Linked DNA regions of Homo sapiens: region 1 is linked to region 2. A link is a loop called in an ENCODE intact Hi-C map of the cell type or tissue named here. Cell type or tissue: breast epithelium. All regions are shown on one strand. Links, peaks and the distances in the headings refer to the core of each region. The heading gives the core; the rest is flanking DNA. Region 1 holds the start of LOC124906355 (small nucleolar RNA U13). Region 2 overlaps SYN2 (synapsin II).

What was found. Hi-C counts contacts between places; a loop is a spot of excess contacts. Peaks named below come from ENCODE experiments on the same cell type or tissue, not always from the same donor. Only the 100,000 strongest peaks of a DNase experiment are listed, where the experiment ranks them.
Region 1: it touches region 2 in a loop (19-fold over the local background); 1 of 110 quality-filtered maps calls a loop at or near these places.

The regions. Positions count from the first base shown.
Region 1 is chr3:12,624,509-12,640,729 of GRCh38, reverse strand. All of the region lies in intron 1 of RAF1 (Raf-1 proto-oncogene, serine/threonine kinase), which reads left to right. It overlaps LOC124906355 (small nucleolar RNA U13), which reads right to left and starts at 7,996; the gene lies at 7,896-7,996. In breast epithelium, for the core only: no CTCF peak of the experiment used is centred there; no DNase peak of the experiment used is centred there.
Region 2 is chr3:12,112,106-12,128,326 of GRCh38, reverse strand. All of the region lies in intron 1 of SYN2 (synapsin II), which reads right to left. Among named protein-coding and RNA genes, the nearest start is that of TIMP4, 39 kb to the left of the region's middle. In breast epithelium, for the core only: no CTCF peak of the experiment used is centred there; a DNase peak (open chromatin) is centred at 7,836.

The sequences.
Region 1 (16,221 bases), core at 5,076-13,075, 510 kb before region 2:
CCTCTCCAGCACCTGTTGTTTCCTGACTTTTTAATGATCGTCATTCTAACTGGTGTGAGATGGTATGTCATTGTGGTTTTGATTTGCATTTCTCTGATGGCCAGTGATGAGCATTTTTTCATGTGTCTGTTGTCTGCATGAATGTCTTTTGAGAAGTGTCTGTTCATATCCTTTGCCCACTTTTTGATGGGGTTGTTTGATTTTTTTCTTGTAAATTTGTTTAAGTTCTTTGTAGATGCTAGATATTAGCCCTTTGTCAGATGGGTAGATTGCAAAAATTTTCTCCCATTCTGTAGGTTGCGTGTTCACTGTGATGGTAGTTTCTTTTGCTGTGCAGAAGCTCTTTAGTTTAATTAGATCCCATTTGTCAATTTGGGCTTTTGTTGCCCTTGCTTTCGGTGTTTTAGTCATGAAGTCCTTGCCCATGCCTATGTCCTGAATGGTATTGCCTAGGTTTTCTTGTAGGGTTTTTATGGTTTTAGGTCTAACATTTAAGTCTTTAATCCATCTTAAATTAATTTTTGTATAAGATGTAAGGAAGGGATCCAGTTTCAGTTTCTACATATGGCTAGCCAGTTTTCCCAGCACCATTTATTAAATAGGGAATCCTTTCCCCATTTCTTGTTTTTCTCAGGTTTGTCAAAGATCAGATAGTTGTAGATGTGTGGTATTATTTCTGGCGGCTCTGTTCTGTTCCATTGGTCTCTATCTCTGTTTTGGTACCAGTACCATGCTGTTTTGGTTACTGTAGCCTTGTAGTATAGTTTGAAGTCAGGTAGCATGATGCCTCCAGCTTTGTTCTTTTTGCTTAGGATTGTCTTGGCAATGCAGGCTCTTTTTTGGTTCCATATGAACTTTAAAGTAGTTTTTTCCAATTCTGTGAAGAAAGTCATTGGTAGCTTGATGGGGATGGCACTGAATCTATAAATTACCTTGGGCAGTATGGCCATTTTCACGATATTGATTCTTCCTACCCATGAGCATGGAATGTTCTTCCATTTGTGTCCTCTTTTATTTTGTTGAGCAGTGGTTTGTAGTTCTCCTTGAAGAGGTCCTTCACATCCCTTGTAAGTCGGATTCCTAGGTATTTTATTCTCTTTGAAGCAATTGTGAATGAGAGTTCACTCATGATTTGGCTCTCTGTTTGTCTGTTATTGGTGTATAGGAATGCTTGGGATTTTTGCACATTGATTTTGTATCCTGAGACTTTGCTGAAGTTGCCTGTCAGCTTAAGGAGATTTTGGGCTGAGACGATGAGGTTTTCTAAATATACAATCATGTCATCTGCAAACAGGGACAATTTGACTTCCTCTTTTCCTAATTGAATACCCTTTATTTCTTTCTCTTGCCTGATTGCTCTGGCCAGAACTTCCGACACTATGTTAAATAGGAGTGGTGAGAGAGGGCATCCCTATCTGGTGCCAGTTTTCAAAGGGAATGCTTCCAGTTTTTGCCCATTCAGTATGATATTGGCTGTGGGTTTGTCATAAATAGCTCTTATTATTTTGAGATACGTCCCATCAATACCTGGTTTATTGAGAGTTTTTAGCATGAAGGGCTGTTGAATTTTGTTGAAGGCCTTTTCTGCATCTATTGAGATAATCACGTAGTTTTGATTTTGGTTCTGTTTATATGATGGATTATGTATGTTGAACCAGCCTTGCATCCCAGGATGAAGGCAGCTTGATCCAGCAGCACATCAAAAGCTTATCCACCGTGATCAAGTTGGCTTCATCCCTGGGATGCAAGGCTGGTTCAACATATGCAAATCAATAAACGTAATCCATCATGTTCCTGTACATTCTTTTGCATTCTACATGACCTTATGTATGTTTAAAAACACATTTTTACATTTCTTTTTTTGTATTTTTAGGCCGTGTTGGCCAGGTTGGTCTCGAACTCCTGACTTCAGGTGATCCGCCCATCTCAGCCTCCCAAAGTGTTGGGATTACAGGCATGAGCCACCATGCCCATTTTTACATTTCTTGAGCAGGAGCCCTGTAGTTTAAAAGTCCCCTTTATTTTCAGCAGTGTACATTTAAGACAAATCGGATGTGTGAGTAGGTAGAAAATATTTACCGTTTACTGTGACAGAACAGATGAACAAGAATGTATTTGGTTTTATTTGTAATATAAAACAACTGTGAAGGGAATGCCAAACAATAGTAGTGAATCAAACTTTGGAAATACCTCTGACGTAGAATTCTATAGTAGCTTTAATTGGGTATTATTATCAGCTGGTCTGTTTGGGACTTGTTTGATGAACTGTTAGATGACTGACTGCCAGCCAATCATTATCCTGGCTGCTCCTTAGCTGACTGCCAGTCAACAATTACTCCATGCTGATTCTACAGTTTTTCCACAGTTGTCAGTGTTCTAGTTCTGAGTATAGTCTCTTGGCATAATGTGGTTCATAAACGACTGCACTGATAACTTTTGTTAGAACTCACCACTTGCCAGATAGCCCAGATGCCATATGTTACTCATTCAGTAAATAACTCTTAAGAGCCTGCCAAATGCTAGATACTTAAAGGCAGTGGGTTATAAGGGTGAACTGAACTTAGCTTCTTAGAGCATACTACCTAGTGGTATAGGCAGTCAATAATCATTGAGTAGGCAAATACCTAATATTATTTCAAATGGTGATAAATTATTATGAAAACCAAAAAGCTGAGTAAAGAGAAGAATGATGGGGAAGGGTAGGATACACTTGAACCAGGGTGGTCAGGGGAGGTCCTGTTTGATGGGTAACGGGCCAGGCCATCATGAAAGGTCTTGTAGGTCACAGTTAAAGAATTCGAGTGCTAATTTGAGTGAAATAAATAATAGATAAAGGGTATTTAATAATATGTCCAAATTTGTGTTTTTTGTTTTGTTTTGAGACAGTCTTGCTCTATCGCCCAGGCTGGAGTGGAGTAGTGCAATTTCGGCTCACTGCAACCTCTGCCTCTCGGGTTCAAGCGCTTTTCCTGCCTCAGCCTTCCGAGTAGCTGGGATTTCAGGTGTGTGCCACTACACCTGGCTGATTTTTGTATCTTTAGTAGAGACAGGGTTTCACCACATTGGCCAGGCTGGTCTCGAACTCCCTGACCTCAGGTAATCCATCCACCTCAGCCTCCTGCGAGCCACTGTGCCCGGCCTCCATTTGTGTTTTAAGAACACAATGACTGTGCTCCATAGAGGACAGATTGCTTTCAAATGTTAATAGAGATGGAGGCGGGTGGATCACCTGAGGTCAGGAGTTCCAGAACAGCCTGGTCAACGTGTCGAAACCCTGTCTCTACTGAAAATACAAAAATTAGCCAGGTGTGGTGGCATGTGCTGTAGTCCCCGCTACTGGGGAGGCTGGGCAAAAGAGCGAAACTCCGTCTCAAAAAAAAAATGTTAATAGAAGCAAGACCTACAAAGATGTACATATGCATATATACAATACTCTGTATTCAGTTTCTGGAAGTTCGTGAATTCACTGAAGTTCTCAGAAGTTGAAAGATTGAAGTTAACCCGATACCCTAGTTCCTAGGTGATAATCTAGTTCCCAGGTTTACTAGTGAGTATAATACACTTAAAAATTGAGCGAGTTCAGCTTTTCACTTGAAGAATTTGTTTTACTAGCGGAGGTACACAATTTTTGCTAACTTAGAATGTTTTTTATATGCCGGACTCTAAATTAGGTACTTTATATACACTATCTTATTCATTCTTCACTGCAATTCAGTGAAGTTTGTACCATTATTATCTTTACCCTAGATCCATGGAGTTGCCCAAGTAGTGAAGCTGGATTTCAAACTCAGTACCTGTTCTTTTATCTACTAAACCAAAAGTGTTCAGTATAGTCTCCAGGGTATGTAGTATGTAATGAAACTGTTGTTGCCGCTGCTGTTCATTGATGTAGCAAATATTTTTTCTTTCTTTCTTTTTTTTTTGAGACAAGGTCTTGCTCTGTTACCCAGGCTGGAGTGCAGTGGCATGATCTTAGCTCACAGCAGCCTCCACCTCCCAGGCTCAAGTGATTCTCCCCTCTCAGCCGCCCAGGTAGCTGGGACTACAGGTGCAAGCCACCATGCCTGGCTAATTTTTGTATTTTTTGTAGAGAAGGGGTTTCGCCATGTTGCCCAGGCTGGTCTTGAACTTCTGGACCCAAGTAGTCTTCCTCATCTCAGCCTTCCAAAGTGCTGGGATTACAGGCATGAGCCACCACACCTAGCCAGTGTAGCAAATGTCCCTTTTTTTTTTTGAGCAACCATGCTTACTGCATTTTAATGTAATCAATCAGTTTTTTTTTTTTTAAAGATATACAGTCTTGTTATGTTGCCCAGGCTGGTCTTGAACTACTGGGCTTAAGCGATTCTTCCACCATGGCCTCAAGTGATTCTCATTTCTCAGCCTCCCAAGTAGCTTGGTGGTATGTACCACCAAACCCAGCTGTTTTTTTTTTTGTTTTTTTGAAATGGAGTCTCGCTCTGTCACCCAGGCTGGAGTGCAGTGTCGCAGTCTCAGCTCACTGCAACCTCTGCCTCCCGGGTTCAAGGGATTCTCCTGCCTCAGCTTCCCAAGTAGCTGGGATTACAGGTGCCCACCACAATGCCCAGCTAATTTTTGTATTTTTGGTAGAGACGGGGTTTCACCACACTGGCCAGGCTGGTCTGGAACCCCTGACCTCAAGTGATCCACTCACCTCGGCCTCCCAAAGTGCTGGGATTGCAGACATGAGCCACCACGCCTGGCCTAAAAACAACATTATTAATGTTTTTTTTTTTGAGGTGGAGTCTCGCACTTTCGCCCAGGCTGGAGTGCAGTGGCGCGATCTCGGCTCACTGCAAGCTCTACCTCATGGGTTCACGCCATTCTCCTGCCTCAGCCTCCTGAGTAGCTGGGACTACAGGTGCCTGCCACCACGCCTGGCTAATTTTTTGTATTTTTAGTAGAGATGGGGTTTCACCGTGTTAGCCAGGATGGTCTCAATCTCCTGACCTTGTGATCCGCCCACCTTGGCCTCCCAAAGTGCTGGGATTACAGGCGTGAGCCACCGCGCCCAGCCTAATAAATTTATAAAGTAATCTCTCTCTCTCTTTTTTTTTTTTTTTTTTTTTTTGGAGCTGGAGTTTCACTCTTTTTGCCCAGGCTGGAGTGCAATGGCACGATCTCGGCTCACTGCAACCTCTGCTTCCCAGATTCAAGGGATTCTCCTGTCTCAGCCTCCCAAGTAGCTGGGATTACAGATGTGTTCCACCACACCGGGCTAATTTTGTATTTTTAGTAGAGGTGGGGTTTCACCATGTTGGCTAGGCTGGTCTCGAACTCCTGACCTTACATGATCCGCCCACCTCGGCCTCCTGAAGTGTTGGGATTGCAGGTGTGAGCCATGGCCCCTGGCCTTTTTTTTTTTTTTTTTTTTTTTTTTTTTTTTTTTTGAGACAGGGTCTCCCTCTGTCACCCAGGCTGGAGTACAGTGGCAAGATCCCGGTTTACTGCAACCTCCGCCTCCCGGTTTCAAGCAATTCTCCTGCGTCAGCCTCCTGAGTAGCTGGGATTACAGGTGCACAGCCCAGCTAATTTTTGTATTTTTAACAGAGACAGGATTTCATCATATTGCCCAGGCTGGTCTTGAACTCATGAGCTCATGCAATTCACCCACCTTGGCTTCCCATAGTGCTGGGATTACAAGTGTGAGCCATCGTGGCTGCCCTAGTAGAAAGTCTTAAAGAAGTATTAAACATATACTAGCACCTAACTGAGACTTTTTCCTTATATCAGTTTTAGTTTATATCTTGTATACATATCTCTTATAATCATTTTGTAAACCATGAATAGTATATATCCCCTGCTTTGGGAAACACTGTGGTGCTATACTATTTTATTAATGTTGTTCAGCTACCTGGAGTATCTGAAGACCTAGCACAGGTTTTACCATTCACCTCCTCCAAAGGGGAGAGGATATACTTAAAGGGGCTAACTTTGAAAATATGGGCTATTTCCTTCCCTTCTCTGTTACTCCTTCCCTCTCTCTGCTCTTCCTCCAACCACTTTCCTCCCTTCCTCCCTCCCTGGCACTCTCAAGAAAAAAAGGCCATTATGTAGATGATAGTTGGAAATTGCTAGAAGGGGTCACATAATTGTGGATTCTTGTATCCGGTGCACAGTTGTCACCCAGGGATTTCCCTCCATTGGCCTTCTGGAGATTTCCTTCGCTTCTTTCCTATGCTGGATGTCCCGTTTCCTATATCCTAAGTCTTTCTCTTGCTATATTCCTGTAACAAATCCCTTGAGAAAGGAATTACGGGCCAGGCGCGGTGGCTCAAGCCCGTAATCCCAGCATTTTGGGAGGCCGAGGCGGGTGGATCACCTGAGATCAGGAGTTTGAGACCAGCCTGGCCAACATGGCGAAACGCCATCTCTACTAAAAAAAAAAAAAAAAATTAGCCAGGCGTGGTAGTGTGTGCTTGTAGTCCCAGCTACTCGGGAGGCTGAGGCAGGAGAATCGCTTGAACCTGGGAGGCGGAGGCTGCAGTGAGCAAGGTCATGCCACTGCACTCCAGCATGGGTGATAGAGCAAGACTCATCTCAAAAAAAAAAAAAGAGAGAAAGGAATCATGGAGGTTCAAATTTTTGTAATCATGAATGTCAGAAAATATCTCTCTAGTTCTGTCCCTCACTGATAGTTTTGCTGATTATTGTAAATTGGAGATAGTTTTCCTTCAGAATCTAGGAGGCTTTGCTCCATTATGTCTTCTAGTGTTGTTGAAGAGTTTGAAGTCATTCGGATTCCTGATTTTTTTTGTTTTTTTTTTTTTTTTTGAGAGAGTTTTTACTCTTGTTGCCCTGGCTGGAGTGCAATGGCACAATCTTGGCTCACTGCAATCTCTGCCTCCTGGGTTCAAGGGATTCTCCTGCCTCAGCCTCCCAAGTAGCTGAGATTACAGGTGCGCACCACCACACCCAGCTAATTTTTGTATTTTTTAGTAGAGACAGGGTTTCACCATGTTGGCCAGGCTGGTCTTGAACTCTTGACCTCATGATCCGCCCGCCTCGGCTTCCCAAAGTGCTGGGATTACAGGCGTGAGCCACTGCGCTGGGCCTGTATTTTTTTTTTTTTTTTAACTGTAAAAGTTTATAGAATCTGGTCCTCCATTATTGTGATATTTAACGTGTTAGGCATTCGATAGGCTATTTTAATCTGATAGTTCAAGTTCTTTCATTGTGGATTTTTTTCTTTTTTCTTTTCCTTTCTTTTTTTTTTTTTTAATTTCCAGACAGGGTCTCCCTCTGTTGCCCAAGCTGGAGTGTGGTGGCACAACACAATCACAGCTCTTGGCAGCCTCGACCTCCTGAGCTCAAGTGATCCTCCCACCTCAGCCTATACCTGGGAGTACAGGCGTTCGCCACTGTGTTGGAATAATTTTTATAATTTTTTGTAGAGATGAGGGTCTTACTGTGTTGTCCAGGCTGGTCTTGAACTCCTGGGTTCAAGTGATCCTCCTGCCTCACCCTCCCAAAGTGCTGGATTACAGGCCATTGTGGGTTTTTTTCTCTGTGTGTTTTGGTCTTTATCATCCATATTCGAGGGTTTCCTAAAAAGCCTGATATTCCTTTGCAACCTCTTTATTTTTTTAAAAGATAAGATTAAAAACAAATTGGAATCTTTGGGTGCATGGATGAGATTTGTTGTCTTTGAGCTTTATTGTAAGGTAAGGGAAACTAAAGATTTTAGTTTCTTTGAGTTTGGTTGCCCCACTGGGGAAAAGGGGTTTCTGCAGTCAAGGATTCAGTAAGTGTAGTTTGCAGAACAGTATTCATACTCTCAACTGGGTCTGGAATCCTCCAGTCAAGAGATCCTCTAATTTACCTTCTCCAGGAATATAAGCCTGGGACTACTTTTTTTTGTTTTTTCCTCTTCACGTCAGATGGGTAATGTGTCCATGTCATTACAAGGTTTGAAGAAGGCACATCTCACACATGAGTGTGAAAACTCAATCATGCTTATAAACTACAAAAGGATCAGCCTGGGACTGAGTTTTAGAGAGTTTCAAGAATTTCAGAAGAGTTTCAGAGAGCTCTTCGGGAACTAGGTTGTTGAATTCTACTTTTTGTCAAAGGGGTATAAAAAATAGAAAATAGTCTCTTTCTTTTAAGTTGCTGATGGAAAGCTGACTAATGTGGAATTCTTAGAAAGATTATACCCACTGTTGTTGGTTGCCTTTATCAATCTGTATCTTTACCTTCTCTAAACTTTTAGAAGGCTTTGTCACTTAAGAAAGATGAAGTAGTAGCACAACCCTCCTTTTCCAGGTTAAACCTACTTCTCCCTGCCCCAAAAGATCAGAAAAAAACAGACAGTGATCCATTGCTTCAGAAAATAAGTTTATTTTGACAATTCACCCAAGCCTACTCTTTTTTTTTTTTTTTTTGAGACGGAGTTTTGCCCTTGTTGCCCAGGCTGGAGTGCAACGGTGCAATCTCGGCTCACTGCAACCTCTGCCTCCCGGGTTCAAACAATTCACCTGCCTCAGCCTCCCGAGTAGCTGGGACTACAGGCATGCGCCACTGTGTCCAGCTAATTTCTGTATTTTTAGTAGAGACAGGGTTTCACCATGGGCCAGGCTGGTCTCGAACTACTGACCTCATGATCCCCCTGCCTTGGCCTCCCAAACTGCTGAGATTACAGGCGTGAGCCACTGTGCCCTGCCAAAATTAAATAATTTATTATCAAACATTTAAAATTAAATTTGAAGGAGAATATTGTGATACAGTATTTGGATTGAGAGTGTAATTGTGTAAAAGTACATGGGTATGTGGAAAAGGATTAGGGCCACAGCCCCAAAGTCACCATTACTAAATAGAAAAAGGTCAATTTTGAACAGATGTACCTCTGCAGAGATGTAGCTCAGCTAGCAGGAAAACTTCTACATGTGAATTAGAAGGATCCCCATCCTTCATGCTTATGCTGTCTGTATACTAGACACATGGCCTAGCAAGTGAAGCATGAGCTGAATTTCCACCCTCTCTCATCTCCTGTGGTGGGTGTTCTTCTGTGGGATAGAAGCTATAACAGTATCGTTTACTCTGTGTTAGGTGCAATGCTAAGTGCTTTACAAACACTACTGAACAATTGTGTTTTGTTTTGTTTTGTTTTTGAGATGGAGTCTCACTGTGTCGCCTAGGCTGGAGTGCAGTGGCGCGATCTCGGCTCACTGCAAGCTCCGCCTCCCGGGTTCATGCCATTCTCCTGCTTCAGCCTTCCGAGAAGCTGGGGCTACAGGCGCCCGCCACCACGCCCGGCTAATTTTTTCGTATTTTTAGTAGAGACAGGGTTTCACCATGTTAGCCAGGATGGTCTTGATCTCCTGACCTCTTGATCCGCCTGCCTTGGTCTCCCAAAGTGCTGGGATTACAGGCGTGAGCCACTGCGCCTGGCCACTATTGAACCATTTAGTAACAACTCAATTAGATAAATAATATCTTTATTTTACAGTTCTTCTGCCCAGACATCTTCTGAACTTCATAATTCTATATCTAACTGCCTATGTCATTTATTTTTAATATAGTGAGCCACCACGCCTGGCCAGTTTTTAAATTTTTTTGTAGAGACTGAGTTTTGCCATGTTGCTCAGACTGGTCTCGAACTCTTGGGCTCATCCGCCCACCTTGACCTCTCAAAGTGCTGGGGTTAGAGGCATGAGTTAGTGAGCCTGGAACAATCCTTTTAAGATTTAAGCCTGGCCAACACAGTGAAACCCCATCTCTACCAAAAAAATACAAAAATTAGTCAGGCGTGGTGGCACGTGCCTGTAGTCCCAGCTACTCAGGAGGCTGAGGTGGGAGAATCGCTTGAACCCAGGAAGCAGAGGTTGCAGTGAGCAGAGATCGTGCCACTGCACTCCCTCTGGGTGACAAAGTGAGACCCTGTCTCCAAAAGAAAAAATCTAAGGTAGATTGTGCCTTTTGTGCCTTTCCTCTGCTCAAGACCTTTCAGTGGCTTCCCACTTCACTCAGTAAAAGGCAAAAAGTCCTTTTAATAACCTACAAGGCATTATGTTACCCACATTGTCCCTGCTCCCCTACATTGTACTCAAGTCTATGATCTTTTTACCATTCCTTGTACAAAGGATTTTCACTGGCTGTTCTTTCTGCCTGGAATGTTGTTCTCTCAGTTATCTGCAAGTCAGACTCACTGATTTCCAGGTCTCAGCAGTTACCTCTTCGTTGAGACCTACTGTGACCTCACTATGTAATTGCAGTCTGCCTCCCTTTCCCCAGCACTTATCACCCACTATCATGGAATTTACTGTGAATGCCTCCAGCAGAAGATAGGCTTCTCTTATGATCATGGATCCTTGTGTTTTGTTCCCTGAGGTAGCCCAAGCATCTTGAACAGTGCCTGGTACATAGTAGGCACTCAGTAATGTTTATTGCATGAATAAGTGACGAAAATTGGTATATGGGAAAGGTAAGCAATTTGGTGAAAGGCCAGGCCATACAGCTAATAAAAGGTGGAGGTAGATTTTGAACTGATAGTTATTTATTGTGCCTCTAATATTAGAAGATGATACCCAAAAAAATGTGTTAGGATTAGTAAAATTGTGAGTAACTTCCCCTTTATCCTCCTTCCCAAATTTAGTTTTTGTTTTATTGTAAGTAAAAATATAATTAGGCCAGGTGTAGTGGCTTACGCCTATAATCCTAGCACTTTGGGGAGGCTGAGGTGGGAGGGTCACTTGAGGCCAGGAGTTCAACACCAGCCTGGGCAAGATAGTGAGACTTCGTCTCTACAGAAAATAAAAAATTAGCTGGACTCAGTGGTGTGCACCTGTAGTCCCAGCTAATCAGGAAGCTGAGGCAGGAGGATTGCTTGAACGTGGCTCAAGGCTGCAGTGAGCCATGATCATGCCACTGCACTCCAACCTGGGCAACAGACCCAGACCGGTCATGCCTTAGAAAAATAAACAAATAAAAGTATAATTAGAAACAGATTATCAGAGTAGAGGAAAGAGCCAGATACCAGGAAGCCAGAGTAGGCTGCCACAAGGTTGAAATCTGTCACCTCATCTTAGGAACCGCCTCTCCCATGAATGCACGGATCTTAACATATGTGATGGTGTGATGAAACCCTGGTGAGATTTGTGAATATTCTGAATACCATGTAACCTTGGACATTTTTACTTAACCTTTATGGTCCATAGATTCCTCACTCTAAAATGATAATTTCTCTTATAGGGGGTTGTTGGGAGGATTAAAAGGGATATTGTATGTAAAGAACTGATACATAATAAGCATTCTGTATTAGCTAATACATTAGCTAATATCATTATTGTTGCTGCTGCTTAGTTGGTACAGAGTTTTAAGAAATTTATTTTTTGGTGGATATATCTTGTTGCCTAGTGAGTTTTAGCGAGTACCAAAATAGAGAGCAAACACTTATTGTTTTTGTTCAGATAGCCAAACAAGCTTTGTCAAGTGTTTGTGTTTTTTCATGGACACTTGCTTGTGGTTCTAATTTTATATTACATCTTAAACAATAGCCAACTTTTTGTAATTATTTACATAAATTTTAATATTTAACATGTGGATTCTACAACTACCATTGTTTCGTTGGTTTTGCATTTTTGGTTGACTTCTATGGGTCAGTTGATTTAAAATGATCCATAGGAATTATGATACAACTGTCATGATATTTAAAAATTAGTGAACTGGCTGGGTGTGGTAGCTCATGCCTATAATCCCAGCTGAAGACAAGCTGGTGAATCACTTGAGGTCAGGAGTTTGAGACCAGCCTGGCCAACATGGTAAAACCCTATCTCTACTAAATATACAAAAATTAGCCAGCATGGTGGCTCACACCTGCAGTCCTAGCTACCTAGGAGGCTGAAGGGGGAGGATCACTTGAATGTGGGAAACAGAGGTTGCAGTCAGCCAAGATTGCACCACTGCCCTCTAGCCTGGCCAACAGAGTGAGACCATGTGCCCCGCCACCCCCCCCCCCCAAAAATAGTCTCAGGTTCATCATACTTATATGAATAGAAGTTACTGCCAGTGTATCCATTAAAGTATCTTCTACTTTAAAGTAGAAATTTGAATGATAAATAAGGTCACAAAATAACTTACAGTGCCTGAGAAAAGAATGATAGTATAATATACTGAGATTTTTTTCTTATTAACACGATAATGAAATACATGAAAACTAGTAGAGTTGAGTTACATGAAGTAGGAAAAATGACTTTTTAAAAACTTTTTTTTGTAGAGTAGGTGTCTAACTGTGTTGTCCAGGCTGGTATTGAATTCCTGGGATCAAGTGATCTTCCAGCTTCAGCCTCCCAAGTAGTTGGGGCTACAGGTGCATGCCACCACACCCGGCTAGTTTTTAGATTTTGTAGAGATGAGGTCTCACTATTGCCAAGGCTGGTCTCAAACTCCTGGGCTTAAGTGATCTTCCTACCTTGGTCTCCCAAAGTGCAGGGATTAGCCCAGGCTGGTCTCAAACTCCTGGGCCTAAGTGATCTTCGTACCTCGGTCTCCCGAAGTGCAGGGATTACAGGCATGAACTACCGCACCTGGCCAGGCTGTAAGCCCATTTTATAACTTGAATGTAGAAATAGTTTTACACTCTAACATTTTAATTTTTGAGACGGAGTTTCACTCTTGTTGCCCAGGCTGAATGAAGTGCAGTAGCTCACTACAACCTCTGCCTCCCAGGTTCAAGCGATTATCCTGCCTCAGCCTCCCGAGTAGCTGGGATTACAGGCACATGCCATCACACCCGGCTAATTTTTGTATTTTTAGTAGAGACGGGATTTTGCCATGTGGGCCAGGCGGGTCTCAACCTCCTGACCTCAGGTTATCCACCTGCTTCGGCCTCCCATAGTGCTAGGATTACAGGCGTGAGCCAGTGTGCCTGGCCACACTCTAACTTTCTAAAAGAAATATTCACATAGGGAATAAATGCAGTTGAGAGATTATAGAAAGATACGGCTTTGAAGAATTTACACCATAACAGTCATGAATTGCTTGATTTTAAAGCAAATATATCCTCAAAGTCCAGGTGGCAGAATGATGCATGAAGCTAATAAAAGGCAATTTTTTTTTGGTGAACCTAGGGAACCTACCACCCTCAGAAATAATGTCGACCAGAAAAAATAGTTGTAGAGAAGTTTATATAAATTCATGATTGATAGATATAGAGTAGGTGACTACAGAAAGCTAAGATAACTGGCAATTATGAGTCATCCCTTTTTTTCTATCCTAAAACGTCCCCTGGTATCTTTCAGAGACTGATTTTGGGGTTAGGCCCATGTAGTAATTTTTTAACGGAATAGTAGCCAAAGTAGAGGAAGGCAAAACAGAGTAGAATCTAGGCCTTTTGATTTTTGAAGCATTCTGTGATGATTGGTAGGGGTGACCAGGGGAAGTCAGGAATCCAGAGAGAAGTAGCTTGGAACCAGGTAAACCTAATTTCTGTACTAGACTAGAATAATTTGTATTAAGTAAATTGTAGGCTTCTGAAATAATTTGTATGGTTTAGATATCATGATAAATTATGAATACACTATGTCTTCTCTGGCATGTGAAAGGTAAATGTTTGCCTATAGAATACAAGTTCCCAGACTGTCTTACCAAATAAATGTTTAAAGCCTGGGAACTTTCGTGGTAATAAAAGTTTTTACTACTATTTTGTATATATGAAGAGTTTTTTCTTTTCTTTTTTTTTTTTTTTTTTGAGACAGAGTCTCGCTGTCACCCAGGCTGGAGTGCAATGGCACAGTTTTGGCTGACTATAACCTCTGCCTCCTGGGTTCAAGCGATTCTCCTGCCTCAGCCTCCTGAGTAGCTGGGACTACAGGCGTGCAGCACCAACCCTGGCTAATTTTTGCATTTTTAGTAGGGATGGGGTTTCACCATGTTGGTCAGGCTGATCTCGAACTCCTGACCTCAGGTAATTCACCTGCCTCAGCCTCCCAAAGTGCTGGGATTACAGGCGTGAGCCACCCCGCCTGGCGAAGTTATCTTTAAAAAACAACAACAAAAAAAACTTTATCATTGAGCAGAAATGTGATTTTACAATTAGTTTCCATATAAACTTTTTGTTACCAAAGTATCATCAAATTACATACTTAACAATATTCTTTTTTTAAATGCCTTTTTTTTTTTTAGACAAGGTCTCGGTCTGTCGCTTTGGCTGGAGTGCAGTTGTGTGATCGTGGCACACTGCAGCTTCGACCTCCTTTGCTCAAGTGATCCTCCCACCTCAGTCTCCCAAGTAGCTGGGTCTACAGGTGCATGCCATGACACTCAGCTAATTTTTGAAATTTTTTTGTACAGACGGGGTCTTGGTATGTTTCCCAGAGCTGGTGTTAAACTCCTGGGCTCAAGTAGTCCTCCCATCTCAGCCTTCCAGAGTCCTGGGATTTGCAGGTGAGAGCCACGGTGCCCAGCCCATGAACAATTAAAAAAAATTTTTTTTTTAATGTTTGGTTTACTTTTTTTTTTTTTTTTTGAGACAGAGTTTTGCTCATGTTGCTCAAGCTGGAGTGCAATGGCGCTATCTTGGCTCACTGCAACCTCCACCTCTTGAGTAGCTGGGATTGCTGGGATTACAGGCGCGCACCACCACGCTTGGCTAATTTTTTGTATTTTTAGTAGAAATAGGGTTTCACTATGTTAGCCAGGCTGGTCTCAAACTCCTGACCTCAGGTGATCTGCCTGTCTCAGCCTCCCAAAGTGCTGGGATTACAGGCGTGAGCCACTGCGCCCGGCCTACTTTTTTTTTTAATGCTTATCTATTTCCTGCAGTATGGTTTACTTTCGATATTATACTACGCATATAGTACTTGGAAGTATTAAATTGTATTGGTATTGGTGACAGGTGACACTGACCTTATTCTTAAATTATGGAAAATGACTCGTGTGTGTGTGAAGTGATCTCACTGTGTTGCCCAGGTGGACTTCAGTGGCTCTTCACAGGTGCAGTCATGCACTACAGCCTCGAACTCCTGGCCTCAGGAAATCCTGAGTAGCCTCTTAAGTAGCTGGGGGTAAATATTCTTTCACTTAGACCTTCAGCTAATGTACTGGGGGCAGTATTCTTTCCTGGGAGGTCTTGTTTTTAAACCAGTCCTGCCTTAAATTGTTCCAATTTTAGTTCTGTGGCTTTGAGTCTGAGGTAATTTTCAGTTTATTGGTATTAGAAACATTCCTGTGTTTGTGTAGTGCTGGGTGTGAAATGTGAAGTTAAATCTTTAAACAGTTAATAGATACTATTAGATTGCTGTACTTCTGTGGTTTATACTCTTCACTGTGAGAGTAGAATACTTCAAATGCTTGTGCTAGATGTTTTGCCTTTTTAATTTTACAAATCTGTCTGGGCACAGTAGCTCATGGCTGTAATCCCAGCACTTTGGGAGGCTGAGGTGGGTGGATCACCTGAGGTTGGGAGTTCAAGACCAGCCTGGGCAACATGATTAAACCCCATCTCCACTAAAAACACAAAATTAGCCAGACATAGTGGCGCATGCCTGTGATCCCAGCTACTTGGGAGACTGAGACAGGAGAATCACTTGAACCCAGAAGGTGGAGGCTGCAATGAGCAGAGATTGCGCCACTGCACTCCAGCCTGGGCAACAGAGTGAGATTCCGCCTCAAAAAAATAAATAAAAATAAAATAAATTTTACAAATTGATAAAAAATAGTTTTTATATTTGTGTTTCCCTACTTTATATATAAACATATATGTTTGTTGGCCTTTGTATTGCTTTTCTGTGAATTTAATTTCCTGTTTTTTTTGCAATGGCATTGTTCATCTTTTACTAATTTTTAGGAGCTCCTTGTTTTTGTTTTTGTTTTTTTTTTTTTTTTTGAGTTGGAGTCTTGCTTTGTTGCTCAGGCTGGAGTGCAGTGGCGCAATCTCGGCTCACTGCAGCCTCCACCTCCTGGGTTCAAGCAATTCTCCTGACCTCAGGTGATCCATCCACCTTGGTCTCCCAAAGTGCTGGGATTACAGGGGTGATCCACTGTGCCCGGCCAACATGTCTCTCTTTTTAAATGATTGATCTTTTCCAACATGACAAATTTCTCCATTCATAAGAGACTGCATTTGATTTTAGAACTTATCTGTGGAACTTTAAAAGACCTTTCACATGCAGAAGCTGATTTTCACTTTGGCTTATCTAGTTTTAGTGTGTGTCTAGGATGTGTGTGTATGTGTGTCTGTATATACATTTTTTAACATGGGGC
Region 2 (16,221 bases), core at 3,161-11,160:
TATAACAGGATGTAGAAACTGAGGACCCGATTTCCACTCAGAGCGCTTGTGAGATCAAGTATCATAAAGAATGTAAATAATTGGCTGGGCGTGGTAGCTCACACCTGTAATCCCAGCACTTGTGGAGACTGAGGCGGGAGGATTACTTGAGTCCAGGAGTTCGAAACCAGCCTGGGCAACATAATGAGATTCTGTCTCTACAAAAAAATAAAAAATTAGTCTGGCATGGTGGCTAGTGTCTGTGGTCCCAGCTACTTAGGAGCTGAGGTGGGAGGATCGCTTCAGCCTGGGATGTTGAGGCTGCAGTGAGCCATGTTCACACCACTGCACTCCAGCCTGGGCAACAGAGTGAGATGCTGTCTGAAAAAAAAAATGTAAACAGCTTAGTATTATAGAAGCACAAGGGAGTTTTATTTTTATCATTTTGCTGATGCATTGATTCTGTTTGTAATACCACATCATCAGTACACAGTTCGTAGAGCAAATTGCTGCAAGGAAATAAAAGAGATCTCCTCACATTCTGCTTTTGTTAGCAAAGGAGACTTGATCCTCTTTTCCTGGTCCAAGTGCAAACTGACATGGCTGGCATTATCAGCCTACTCACCACCATGGCGCAGCAGAAACATCCTCATACCTCAAGGCAACAATACTTTGGATTTCCAAATCCAAACCCAGGTGGCACATTCCATTCTACAATTTTCCAACTGGTGCCAGTTCAGTGGGGATATTATTCACCAGAACAGACACTAACAACTGAATTTTGGCAGGCTGGGAGAACTGGCACTGTTCTGGAAGAGTCATGCCACAGGTTCCCAGATGCACTTGAGTTTAGCAACATGGAACCACACAGGCTCTGAATGGAGAAATGGACCTTAGATGCTATCCTCTCATAGGCAAAGAAACAGAGGCTTAAAGACAGAAAGTTGACCAAGATCACACGGTGGGAAAGCTGATGTCTTCTCAATACAATGTCCTTTTTGTTAGATCAAGGTTAGCCCAGAGTATAAGCTCATGCCTTAATAGAGAAATATGAAGACAGATAGTGCTGTTCTTGCTCTTTTCTCAGTGAATTTGTCCATCCTTTCAGCCACCTCTAATGATCCATTGAAATACACTTCACATTCAAAAGCTCTAAAAAGTAGTTTTAAAAACCAACTCAAGCTGGTTAGCCTGAAAACCTAGTTCATTTTTACCCCTAGTGTTTGGACACATTCCTTTGAAAAGACGTTCATTATGTAGTGCTGTTGTAATGAAATATATTCTATAAGCCTTTCAAAATATTGTAATTCTAATTAATTTACTCATGCAACAAAGATTCATTAGATTAGGCACCTATTATTTGTTCACCTATATGAAAGGCACTTGGTAGGGGGAAGGGGAAGGAAAGACTTTACCCTGCTCTAAAACAAAGAAGAATAAAAATAAATTAGTGTTCGAGAGAAGTACCGTAGATTGTTATCTAAAGTACAAGCACCAAAATTATAACTGCAATGAAATTAATATCAACTAATATCTATTAAGCACTAGTACCTGTGCTAACCACTTTATACACCTTATGAATTAATCCTCATAATGAATTATATAAGGTAGATAGCATTATCTCCCAAATTTACAGATAACTAAGGCACAAAGAGATTAAGTAACTTGTTCAAGGTCATACAACTACTGGGTGGAAGATTCAGGATTTGAAACTAGGAAAACTGACTCCAGAGCAGATTAACCACTTCATACTACAACTAAAATATGGCATTATTCAAAAATTTTTGTACATTAGGAATTCATCTGAATTGTTTTTTCTTCATTTGGGAGGGGATTTACCCACAGGGCTTCTAATATTTTCAGGGTCTGACAGTGTAGAAATTAAACAGTAGGATTTCAATATGTGATGTGGAAAGGGCATTTCAAGTGACTTTAACAAAGGTAGTACAGCATGAAAGTGAAATTCACAAATCACTGCCCAGTGGTGGTGCAGTTATCGTATAATACAGAATATACATATGGCAGACAGGAAGTGCCAGGGCAACAGGGATAAAGTAGGATAAAGCCAGTTCCTTGCTTCTTGGTTTGCCAATGGCCAGGAGAGGGACTTCTGCCGATCTATGAAGCACATCATTTGGAATTTGGGGAATGATGAAGCAGAAACCTTGACAGTACTCTCTAGAAGCGAGATTTCTACTTAAATATTGTTTCCCCAGTTTCCAGATTCTGTGCTTTAGAGAGTTTCCTAAAATACAGCTAAAAGCCTGAGGCCAAGAGTAGCTTTCCCCTTATGTGTAAACAATTTTGGTATATGACTATCTTCACTTGAGTGACTTAAAGACTCTAGTCTGTCTCTGTCATTCATGTGTAGGAAACTTAAAATGACATCATCATATCCTACCTCATACCCCAATGCAAAAATCTCCTCTGTAATATTTATAACAAGGGGACATCAGAGAAATTTCTCAGTTTTTTTGTGTGTTTTGTGGGTTTTTTTTTTTTTTTCACTTTTAGACAATTCATTTTTTCAAGCTGGGCTGACATTTGCCATTTTGAAGCTTGCTGTTTGATTCTGGCTCTGTCCACATAAAACTGGTCTGCTTCTTTCTTGTCCATGTCCATCCTGTCTGGGACAGTGAACAGGGCCCCTTGAGACCACTTCTTCAGGCTATACTACCCCTATTCTCTCAAACATTCCTCCTATGATAAGGTTTTCAGACTCAGCATGAAATGAAGGCTCCTCTTTGAAAATGCTCTGCTTATGTTCTTAGTGCATGATAATTAAAACCTAATGAAATTCTTCCAGATGGTCAGATCAGACCTGAATAAAGCAGCAAGTATTGGAAGTTGGATATCTCTGAGATTTTATTGAGTGTAGCTTTCTGTTGACAAACTACCACTTAGGGAAAACATAATCTTGGAGAAATGCAAATCTGTTTATTTCTTCAAAGTTATAAATTTTAATCAGACCCAGCAGTATTAAATTTGTTCCGTCACTTTATATTATGCCTTACTGTGGAAAAAATAAACTTAGAATCCTCAGCAGCTGGCTGGGCGTGGTGGCTCACGCCTGTAGTCCCAGCACTTTGGGAGCCTGAGGTGGGTGGATCACGAGGTCAGGAGTTTGAGACCACCCTGGCCAACATGGTGAAAAAGATACAAAAAATTAGCCAAGCATGGTGGCACACGCCTGTAATCCCAGCTACTTGGGAGGCTGAGGCAGGAGAATCACTTGAACCCGGGAGGCGGAGGTTGCAGTGAGCCAAGATTGTGCCATTGCACTCCAGCCTGGGCGACAGGGTGAGACTCCATCTCAAAAAAAAAAGAAAAATCCTCAGCAGCTGTATACATTTCTCCAAACTTAATTTCATTATTTGTCATACAGCTATATTTAAAGAATATAACATACTTGTTTATTTGCTAATTGATCTTAATATTTTTCTATATTAATATACACTGTTGAAATCGCTTGCATATTCCTCCCCAATCCTATTCCTCTACATCCCTTCCCCAGGGATAACTACTCTGAATTAACATTCATTATTCCTGTATGTGTTTTTATATAGTTTTACTACATGTGTATATATCCGTAGACTGAATATAGTACTGTTTTGCTTGTTTGGGGCTTAATATAAGTGATGCTATTTTATATCTATCTGCCTACGACCTGCATTTTTCCCACTCGGTGTTATATTTCTGACATGTATTCATGGTAATATACAAAACCCTGGCCTATTTATTTTTATTACTTGAATACATCACAATTTATTTATCTGTTATGATGGACATTTAGTTTACTCTGAAATTTCTTATTGCAAGTAATGCTGAGTTCATCTTTCTTGTACAGGGGTCCCTTGCACAAGTCATTTCTCTTTAATTTTCTAGTAATTACACATTTTATTTCTATTCTTTTTGTGGTTAGCCTTAACTTCTTTTCTAAAAAAAGGACATACTTTACTTACCTAAACATAACTTTAATCAGTAGCTCTACTCTCCTCCCTAGTTTTAGTATACTTTAGGACTGGTCATTCCCCTTCTCTCTTTACTCTCCTCCTATGTCACATATTATTAGGCAATGTTTTAATTTCACCTCATTTTTATATTCCCTGAATTCGTCAGTTTTTATTACTTTGTACAGTCAAGTTTTTTCTATTTTTATTTTGTTTTGCTTTAGATTTACCCATAGGTTTACCAACATTTTTTGCTCAATTTTGATTTTTTCACGTCACTACTTCCTTTTGGATTCAATTTCCTGTTTCCTGAAGAATATCTACTTTTTGTAGTCCTTTCAGAAGCGATCTCTGAGATGTAAACTTGTCTTTTTTTCTTTTTTCTTTGAGACAGGGTCTTGCTCTGTCTGCCAGGCTGGAGTGTAGTGGTGTGATCATGGCTCACTGCAGCCTCAACCTCCCGGGCTCAAGAGATCCTCCCACCTTAGCCTACTGAGTAGTTGGGACTACAGGCACACACCACCACACTTGGCTGATTTTTTTGTATTTTTTGTAGAGACGGGGTTTTGCCATGTTGCCCAGGCTGGTCTTGAACTCCTGAGATCAAGACCCATTTGCCTTGACCTCCCAAAGTGCTGGGATTACAGGCATCAAACTCCTGAGCTCAAGCTATCCACTCGCCTTGAACTCCCAAAGTGCTAGGATTACAGGCATGAGCCACTGTGCCTGGCCTAAACTTGTCTATAATTGTCTCCATCTTATCCTCGTGTGTGTGTGTGTTTGTGTTTTTCTTTAGACACAGGGTCTCACTACATTGCCTAGGTTGGCCTTGAACTCCCAAGCTCAAGTGATCTTCCTGCCACAGCCTCTCAAGTGGCTAAGACTACAGTGGCATGCCACCATACCCAGCTTTACTCTCACTCTTGAATAAAGGCTTAACTAAGTAGAAAATTCTAGATTGTTTTGTTTTTTCCTCTCAGCTTTTGAGGACAATATTCCTTTGCCTATTTTGCCCCTGCTCTCAGTCCAGTTGTGATTCCTCGTAGGATATCTCTTTTATCTTTGGATGCTCTTAAGACCTACTTTTTGTCTTTGATGCTCTGCAACTTCACTACGACGTGTCTAGATCTGGCTTTATTTTTCTGGAACTTTGATGTGCTTCCCAATTGATGTCTTTTATCAATTATGGAAAAACTTCAACTATTACCTCTGTATATTGCCTCTTTTCCATCCTCTCTATTCCTTCCTTCTATAACTATTGCTAGACACATATTGAATCTTCTCATTGTATCCTCCATGTCTCTTCACTTTGCTTGCATGTTCTTCTCTTTGTCTCTTTGAGAGGCATCATGGGTAATTTCAGCTTTACCTTCCAGTTCACTGGCTTTCTCTTTGGCAATGTCTGATCTACTGTTTATATGGCCATTGGCAATGCTTTTATTTTTTATTTCTAGAAATTCTATTTGTCATATCTGCCTTATTTTATTCATAGTATCATGTTCTTTCTTGTTTTTTTTTAAGTCTTTCTTGTTCCTACAATTTTAAATCTATTAATTTTACAGTAGAGATCTTTTTACCATTTTATAACTTTAGATTTTTTAACAGCTTAAGAGGGTTTATGTTTTCTTCTGATAAGCACTCCAAGGTATCAGTGGCTGGGCATAATTTTATATTAATTGACTTATGGGGCCTCAGATTATCCATGTAGTATAAGTCCAAGTGAAGACAGGCCTGTAGTTATGAATTCTCAAAGGAAGCATTTTTTTCTGTCCAGCACATAGGCTGAGATGGACAACTTGTTGTCCTCCATGTACAGATGAGATTTTTTTCCTATCTGCCACTTTACTGAGGGTCCCAGCCTCACTTGTGGGTCTCAGCTTTAACTCTGTCTTGTGAAGACTCAAATTATCATCTCCTTTTGCTGTGTTGGTATTACAATCAAAGCCCCAGCGTTACCAAGACAGATATCCCAAGAGGCCTGATACAACATCTTCTTATAGGCTTACTACTCAGTCTGCTTTTATTTTCAGCCTCGAGAGTCTCTTAATTCTTGAAAATTCAGTGTATTTCAAAGAATGTTGTTATTTTTTGTTCAGAGTTGAGGATTTTAAGATTTGAGTTCAAATTACTTCTGGGAAAAAAAAGAAAATTGTTCTCTTTTTTCTGAGCTTTAGACAAGAAGTTCAAAAGCATACTCCAATTCAGCAAATGTTTATTCGTCACCTACTGTGATGATTAAATTTTATATGCAAACTTGGCTAGGCTATGGTACCCAGTTGTTCGGTCATTCATCTAGATGTTGCTATGAAGATACTGTGTAGATGTGATAATATCTATAATCAGTTGACTTTAAATGAAGGAGGTTACCCTAGAAAATGTGTGTGGGTCTTGGCTAATCGGTTCAAGGCCTGAAGAGTAAAAACTGAGGTTTTGCAGAGAAGAAGGAATTCTGCCTCAAGACTGTAATACAGAAACCCAGCCTGCTGCCCCGTCTTACCAATTTCAGACTCAAGTCTGCAGTATCAGCTCTTGCCCAAGTTTCCAGCCTGTAGCCTGCCCTACAGATTTTGGACCTGCCAGCCCCCACAATCATCTGAGCCAATTCCTTAAAAATAAGTCTCTATTTTTCTATCTCTTTCTCTCTCCTTCCTTCTTTCCTTCATTCCTTCCTTCCTCCCTCCCTTCCTCCCTCCTCCCTGCCCTCCCCTTCCCTTCCTTTCTCCTTCCCTTCCTTTCTCCTTCCCTTCCCCTTACCTTCCCTTTCTTTCTTTCCTCCTTTCCTCCCTTCCTTCCTTTTCTTTCTTTCCCTCTTATTGTTTCTGTTTCACTGGAGAACATTGACTGATATATTTACTATGAATAAGGCCTTATGTACAGCAAAACAAAAAAAACAAAAAACAAGTAAAGAGCAATCCCTTTCCCTGTCCTCACAGAGTCTGTAGTCTAGTGGTAAACAAATAACTATAAAAAATGCAGAAATAACTCAAAACATTACAATAGCATAACAATTATTTACTCATTCATTCCATAAATATTTATTAAACATCCACCATAAGTGAGATGCTGCTAGATGCTAGAACTAGGAAGAGGCACAGATGTTCTAGGAATGCTGTCTAGTACGAGACTCGGCTACAAACAGATAAAATATAATGTGTAAGCAGAAAGAGACAGGTACACTCTAGGATGAGAAGAACTTAACCCAGGTTGGAGGGGTCAGAGAAGACATCCTAAAAGAAGTGATGCCTGAGCCTATCCTAAATTTAAGTAGGAGCTAGCCAGGCAAAAGTGAAGTAAAGGTTAGGAGAGGGAATTCTGGGCAAATAGCATAAGCAAAGGCATGAAAGTGAGAAACACTATGGTATGTGTAAAGTTACTGTACCTAAAATATAAGGCAAGGAATGATGGCCGATGAGACTAAAAAGTTATGATACTATAACAGAGGGGGATTGCGCAAGGTTGGAAATTCAGAAAGGCTTCTTGAAGAAGGTGTCATTTAAGCTTGATCTGGAAAGATAAGTAAAATTTTAACAGGCGAAGATGAGAAGGAAGGGGGAGAAATTCACAGCATTCTGGGAGAAAATATAGGACACATGAAGGAGACACTGGGAAATAAAATATAGAGGTAGGTCATGGCCAGACCACAAAGAGCTCTGAATGATTGATGACTCCTAGGATAGAGGTTGAGATGTATTCCCTCAGGTAGTGGCTAGAGGCCTGTGAAAAACAGAAGCTAATGAGGAAATTGCGGTTATAAACAACTACCACCTCCAAGGGCTTGGAAGGCCCCAAAACCACACCTGGCCATGGCATTTGGCTTTCTCTGAAAGACACAGCCAGACTGGCTAAGGGACAGGAAACATCTGTGCCACCATGACCTGCCTGAATCCGCTCTCTCCCTATCCTTCTTGGCACCACAAAAACTGGGAACAGAACAAAGGCTAAGGCAAGCCCCAGCCTGGGTCCTAGAGAAAAACAATAACAAGAGGGGGCCAACCTGACTTACTAGTGGGGAAGGAGAGGTAGACTCTGTCAGATCTCATCAAGGGCAATAAAATAAAAGACTCATTGTTACTGTTTCCTCCCCTTGGGAAATAAAGCTCTAAAAAAAAAACTGTGGTTAAAAAAGCGCTGACCTGGAAAGGAAACCTGGGTTCTAGTCCAGATCCTGTCACTAGCTTGCTGTGTGAATTAGGCAAGGTGTTTAACTTCCTAGGCCTCTGTTTCCCCATTTGTATTGTCAGGGATTTGAACTAGACTAGTGGTTCTCAAACCATGTTCTATGGAGCCCTGGTATCTCTGGGAACCTCCAACCTCATTTCAACCAAAGGAGCTCCATTTTTTTTTTAACCAGCTTTATATATAGGGTTCTGCCTAAATCTTTGTTAGAAAAAAAATTCAGATGTTTTTTAAACTGTGAAAACCTTTGAACTTAAATCTCTAAGACACTTTCTAGCTTCAGGGGTCTATGATTTTGTGGTTCCATAAGTTGCTATTGAAAGCTTCTACCTTGAGATCATTGGGGTTGACACTGTATAAAAAACTCAAGGTGAAGGGAAGGTCCAGATAGAGACAGCAAAGGCAGGTATGAAGGAGAGAGGAGGAAACGAACCTGGGAAAGACATAAGGAATCAAGAAATAGGCAGCTAAGGAGCAAAGCTTCCAAATAGATCCCAAAAGCTTTCCTGACATAGGTAAAATCAGACAACCTGAAAGGTGACTAAAAGAAAGGGTTTCTGGAAAGAATTATGGAATATGGCTACATGCTTTCCTGCAAATAAAACCACAAATAACAAAAGTTGCCTGTATGTGCCAAACCACAGCACTGATGCAAAAACTGTTATTAGAGAGAAAAGAGAGAAAAACAGCTGTTAGGGGGGAAAAAGGAGCTGGCAAGGTATTCAGGAGAAGCCTCTCTCTTCACTTATTAACAATTTAACAAATTTCTACTAGGGGCCAAAAGCTGTGTTAGGTTGCTACGATTGCAGAAATGAATAAAACACTATCCTTGTCCTCAAGGAGCACAAAATTTAGCAGAAGAGGCAGACACATAAATAAAGTGAGATGGGAAGCTCAGTTCAAAAGAGCTGAATGTTCACAGGGAAGGAAAGGCATAGTTCAGGCAGCACTAGCTGATTTCAAATAGTGGCCAGAAGAGTTGTTATTGTTTTTTTTTTAACCTAACCAAGGAAGGATAGCTGACACTTAGGCAGAAAAGAAGCCTGCTTCTCTAAGGACCAAAGAAAAAGAAGATAGGCAGATCTATTAAAATAATATAGTGAGGACAGGAATGAAGGTTAGAAAGCCAGAACTGAAAAGCAGGAAAAATGGAGTTTGTGAAAGGCTGCACTTTCCAATACAGTGGCATCAACCACAAGTGCAAATGAGATGTGAGATGTGAGGGGAAACACGTGCCCAATTTCTAAGATTTGGTATGAAAAAAGAATGTAAAATAGTTCATTAACAATTTGTTTTATAATGAGTACATGCTGAAATGAGAATATTATGGATACAGTGTGTTAAATAAAATACATCATTAATTTTACCTGTATCCTTTCACTTCTTTTGTTTTTTTGCTTTGGCTACTACAAAACTTAAAATTTCACATTTGCAATTTGCATTATATTTTTATCAGATAGTACTGTGTTAAACTTTTGCCAAGCCCAATAAATAAGGTGATGGTATAATGCTATAACAAATATCCTTAAGGTAAAATATGGACCCCCTAAACTTCTTCATACTCTACCAAAATACAACTTATATGAGGTCAACAGCATTCTGGGCTACTTAACAGTCCTGGGGCAGACAAAGTCTATGAAGGAGGAAGAAAAAGAAGAAAAGTTATTCTACTTTGTGCTTAAACCATAAATAACTGTTTCATCACAAAACAGGGTACTTTCAGTAAGCTTTTCCATCTCTCTGGGCCTGTTTCCTCATCTGTAAAATGGAATAAGACTTCTTTCCACATGTGTTTGTAATTTATTCATTCATTCACGTATTTTTAGAGACAGGGTCTCGCTATGTTACCCAGGCTGGTTTCAAACTCTGGGCTCTAGCAATCCTCCTGCCTCAGCCTCTTGAAGTGCTGGGATTATAGGCATGAGTCACTGCACCAAGCCTGTGTTTGTATTTTAATTTGCATTACTCAAAGTTTCTCATATATTATCTCACTTGAGTCTCACTCCAGCCCTGAAAGTTAGGCAGGATCAAAATGATTATCCCCATTTTATAGGTGAGTAAACTAAGCCAAAAGAGGTACATTTGCTCATGAACATAAAACTTAGACTTTGAACCTGGATCTTCTAACTAAAGGGTCACTGCTGTTTCTGTTGTCATGCTACTTCGCACTGCACAAACATCACTCATCTTCCTTTTTAGTTTTTACTGTATATATTCCATCTCCCTAACCTCACTAAATTCTGAGTGCAACATGCCTATCACATGCATCTCTGTAACTGTCATATCATCTAACACCCTCCAGGTAGTAGGAACTCAGACTCAAGACTAAGTGGAGTGTGGCACAGAGGGCCAAGATAGGAAGATATGGGAATCTGTTTCCAAATTTGCTCCAGGAAGGCTGACTCCTGTCTATGGGGAAGATGCTGCCAACTTCAGGGCAGGAAGCTCTATCCTTTCCCAGAAGGGCAAAAGCAGACAGCAGACACAGAGGAGAAGATTTAAAACTTGACAACTCTAACTGCAACCCCAAGGCAGAATTTTTCACAGGTTATGTAACAGATTCTGGCACTTCCCACTCATACCATCCAGAATGCTGTTGGTTCCAGTTCCTGATGTTATTTGGGAGGGTGAGTTGGGATAGAGTTAGTTCTCTGTCTCCTGGTTCCTCTCTAAACAATGAATGATGAGCTCTTACACAGGCACAAAATTCAGAGCAATATATCTGAAGTAATTTCCAGCACTTGATTTAGAGAACAGATTTAAATAAGATAGGATATTTCTTCTAAGGATTGTACATTGGTAAGGTACAATTAGGGACTAAATCTGTCTATCTCAACATTGAATCCCAAGTACCTAAGAAAGTTGTCACTCAAAACGTAAATGCTGAATGATTCAGTAGAGATCACTGGAAGAAAGTGCCTTGTTGTTTTCTCTAAGAATAACAACTGGATCCAGTGATCCCATATTTAAGCTCATGTGAACAAGGAGAGATCACAGTGATGGTACATCTTTTTATAAATCCATGAAGGTGGGGAAAAGGACATGGGGTTGTAACCAACTGCACTGATTTTATGTAACTTCCAAAGGACAGAAAATTATTGGGTAATATTGACACTACAATGACGTTTGTTTCCTCCTGAGGTTAGACTCCAATCAAGAATGCCTTAGACGGGCTGGGTGTGGTGGTGAATGCCTATAATCTCCATATTTTGAAAGGCTAAGGCAGGAAGATTGCTTAAGCTGAGGAGTTCGAGACCAGCCTGGGTAACATAGTGAGACCCTGTCTCTACAAAAAAAATAAAAAATTAGCTGGGCATGGTGTGCATGCCTGTAGTCCCACCTACTCGTGAGGCTGAGGCAGGGGGATCACTTCAGCCCAGGAAGGTGAGGCTACAGGGAGCTATGATCCTGCCACTATATTCTAGCTTGGGCAAGAGAATGGAGACCCTGTCTCAAAAAAACAAAAATAAATAAATAAAGTATGCCCTAGATTTTAGAGCTCACAGCCACATTTGTAATCAACAAAGGGGAACCCTCTCCAAAATATGATAAATGCCTCTGAGAATCTTTACTGTAGAGGAGGAGACTGTTTAATGCCTCTTCCCCTCGTTCTCCACAAAACACATAAAGCTTACTTTGGATCCCATCTCATATGACTAGAAAAGGGTTGTGAGAATGATAACTACTGAAGTCAAACCTAAGACAGTGGATATTCTGGCCACTCTGAGGATATAGCTCTCTAGCAAAAAGTTCGTTTGCCACCAGATCATTGACCGATCACAAAACCAAGGTGAGACCATGGTTACTCTTGTTTCAGGTCATCTTTCTCTCTGCTTTCCGGGCAACCTTTTCCTTTTCCTTCTTCCAGCTAAGTCCCTATTATCTTCCCCTCTTCTTCCAACCTTTCTCTGATCATGCTCCCCAATTCCATGTTGGCAATCTGAAATACAGCATCCTTACAAAAATCCCTAGTTTCAAGTCCAGAAATCTGATTAAAGAGTTTTTCATTTCCTTTGCAGGAGTTCAGAAAGGTCCATAATTTTTGCTGTCTGCGGGCTATGGGTTCATTATTGCCAGACTTTGATTTATCTAGGCCACGTCCCCTAAAAGAGCTGACATTAGCCCCATGAATCAGCTAACAAGTGGTGCCTATCTTTTCTGGGCTATCATTAACCCTCTAATCCTGACTCAATGACTCATTCAGGGCTCTGACAGTCTTGACTGAGAAACGCCTAGTTAAAAGGATAGGCACTTACCTAAAAGTGAAGTAACAATATCAATGCAATTAATTTTTGAAAACCTATTATATGCTAGGAGGTGCTGTACTAGGAGATGGGTGTACAGAGATGAACAATTCCAGACCCTGCTGTGAGGAAGCCAACAATTCATCAGAAGTTCACAGAATGCCTACTATATGCTACATAGTGTACTGAGTGCTGGGGGAAAATATAGTTATATTCTGGGGAGCAAGACAGCACTCCCAAAACATAATCTTTTACCCTAATGTAAATTTAGGGAGGCAAAAATCAAAGACCATCAGCCAGAACCCCTTGGGATTTAAGTTCCTATGTAAATTGGAATTCTGGGTCCCTTGCACACCTTTTCTAAGGAACTGGTTTCAGAAGAACCCTATGATAGCTTATTAAAAATACGGAATGAATAAAAGTTTAAAGGAGAAACCTGAATCCTAGAAGGTTTCATCTGATATATGGCACAAAAATTCACGCTTTTCACAGCCAACTTTCTTGGCACTTTTTTGTAGGTAAAGTACAAGATACGAGGGTTGAAACTGTTCTTATGCAGCCACTGAAAACTGGCTGTGGACATTCTTCCCTCAAAAGTTGATTTTACTTACAGAGCTAGATTCTAAAGTAGGTAGTTGTCCATGCAGCAGAATCTGAGTGATGAAATATATCCTTGCTTTCTGAAACTCCACCATGCATTCCTTTAGGTCCTAAAGAGCAGTACTAATGATAAACCGGAATAAGGTGTTCTGGACCCAAACTCTGTTTCTACCATTTATCAATTATTTGACCTTGCACAAGTCACTTACCTGACTGAGTCTACTCTAGAACACATGTTTGCTGATTCTCAATGGAGTTTTCTTTCTGCAAAAATGCCTTTGTTCAGATGAAAATTAGATCATTCTTTGAAATGACAAAGGTGAAGTCATTTCAGGGTAATAAGGCATTTATCTAACAGAAACAGCAACTGGGGATAACATTGGGGATGGAAAGGCAAGTTTCTTGGGGGCATATTGTGGAGGAAAGATTCGGGGTGACAGAACAGAAAGTTACAGGCTAACAGAGGAGTTGTGGTTAATAGAAAGCTCTCATGTTAGCTTGGAGCCTGGTGAGTGCACTGCTACGTTCTCCTTGTCCAGCAACTGCCTTTAACCTACATTACGGTTCTCTTCTGAAGCTGTGGAGAAGGTGGGGAAGAGGGGATGCTCAAAGAAGAAATAGTACATTTCTAAATAATAAGTTTCTAAATTTGGTTTCCTTCTCCCTTCAATATTTTTTTATGAAAAATTTCAAACATATGGTGAAGTTGAGAGTTGAAGGGATTTTACAGAGAACCCCCCACCTAGATTCTACCATTAACATTATAACACTACACAAAAATTAACTCAAATGGGTCAAAGTCCAAAGGATAAAACTATAAAACTGTTAGAAGAAAACATAGAGATAAATCTTCATGATCTTAGAGTAAGCAAGATTTTTAAGATATACACCAAAAGCACAAGTAACCAAAGAAAAAACAAATTGGCTTTCATCAAGAGTAAAAACTCTGGGCATCAAGGGACACTACCAAGAAAATGAAAATAATTTACATAATGGGAGAAAATATTTGCAAATCATATATCTCATAACAGTTTATTTACCCAGAATATATAAACAGCCCTTACAACTCAACAATAAAAGATGACAGAATTAAAAATTGGGCAAAGGACTTGAATAGATAGTTCTCCAAAGAACACATCCAACTAGCCAAGAAGCACATAAAAAGATGCTCAACATCATTCGTCATTAAGGGAATGCAAATCAAAACCACAATGAGATATCACTTCACACCACTAGTATAGCTACAATAAAAAAAAAAAAAGATGGACTATTGTCTATTGCCAACAAGTGGTGGCAAGCTTGTGGAAAAATGGAAACTTTCATACACTCTTGGTGGGAATATAAAACGGTGCAGCATTATAGAGAACAGTCTGGTAGTTTCTCAGGAAGTTAAACATAGAGTTACCATGATCCAACAATTCCATTCTGGGAACTGAAAACAGGTGTTCAAATGAAAACTTGTACATGAATGTTCATAGCAACACTATTTACAATAGGGAAAAGGTGAAAATAGCCCAAAATGTCCATCAACTGATGAATGGATAAACAAAACATGGTATATCAATATAATGAAATATTATTCAGCCATAAAGAGGAATGAAGTACTGACACTACAACATGAATTAAACTTGAAAAGATTACACTAAGTCAAAGAAATCGAACACCAAAACTAGTACATTGTGTGATTTCATTTTTATTAAATATTAGAATAAGTTAATCCATAAAACAGAAAGTAGATTAGTGGTTACCAGGGTTGAGGGAAAGGGAAATGAAGAATGGGCACAGGGTTTCCTTTTGGGGCGATGAGAAATTTCTGGATTAGATAGTGGTGAGGATTGTACAACACTGTGAATGCACTTAATGGCACCGGATTGTACACCTTAAAATGGTTAAAATGATGAATCTTATATTTTGTGAATAGTACCTCAATTTTTTAAATGGGGAGGGGTAAATATAGCTAATTTTCTCGAAGCATAACTTTTACTCAGAGTTTTTTCCCCTCCTTTTTTAAGGGCTTTTACATTAAATAATTACAAATATTATGGAGAAAATGTAAATCATATATAACATATTAGAATCAAAACAAGATTTCAAAATATTTCAAGTGAAGGGCAGCAACTATTGGGTTACATACGTACACTCTTCTCCTTAGGAATACTTTGGTGGAAAAAAATATTGCATGAAGATATTGGTACAAGAACTAGGATGCTGATCTGGACCACAAATATCCCTAGAGCACAGAACAGAGAAGAGAATGAAATGCTTCTTTAGGATGATAACAGACAGACTAAGACCACCACGGGGCCTAGAACGTGCACAAAGCCCTCTGCACAAGAAAGCTCTGTCACTCAAAAGAACAGGCACTAAATACCTTCTTGACAGTTCCTTCATTCATGTAAGGTTCAACTCAAGTCTTACCTACTCTACAAAGCATTCCCTGGTCTTTACAGCCCATGATGATCATTCCTCTCTGGACTATCATAGAATTTACTACTTGTACCACAATTATATACCATATGCTAACCGGATATGACTTAACTCCTGGGGTATTTATTTTTTTTAAAAGTGCACTGCAAGATATCCATGGAAGCAGCTGTGGTATAGTATAATGAACTTTCACGTGGAGGCAGAAGAAATAGGTTTATGTTTTAGTCTGCCAATCACTATTAATTTGCTATGACCTTGGTTGAATACTTTCTCCTCTTTTGGTTTTAGAGCCCTCATCTAGAAAATCTATATAATAATTAACAAGGTTTATAGGGGTCACTGTGATAACCTAGAGAATTATGTGCAATATTTTGCACACTGCCAAATACTACATAATGTGAGAGATTCTTAGTACTTTTATATTTTAATGGGTTAACAGACTTGTAACTCCACTGCAAAATTTTTGAAAGCATACCCTATAGCTGTGGAGGTCTTTGTCTTCCACAGCTATAAGCTGGGTTTGAGTACAGGATAGGCACCCCAAATAGTGAACCAAACCTAAGTGGCCCATGTCACCGTTCATTTGACAGGGGCAATTAATCAATGCTGAATTAAAAAATAAAATTAATTCATTGAATCTGACTGTGAAGTTGCCAGGAATACCCTCAAAGAAAATAGAGCTGATCAAAGAAGTGGAACAATGGGGCAGGGGATAGCAGACAGTCAAACTGTAGCATGATATTTTACTTGTACACCAGTGCTTTGCTTTCAGATCCCAAGCAGAAGGCTCTTCTAGACTCAGAGCACTTCTGATAAGCCTCTCCTTAGGTTACACCACACTCATG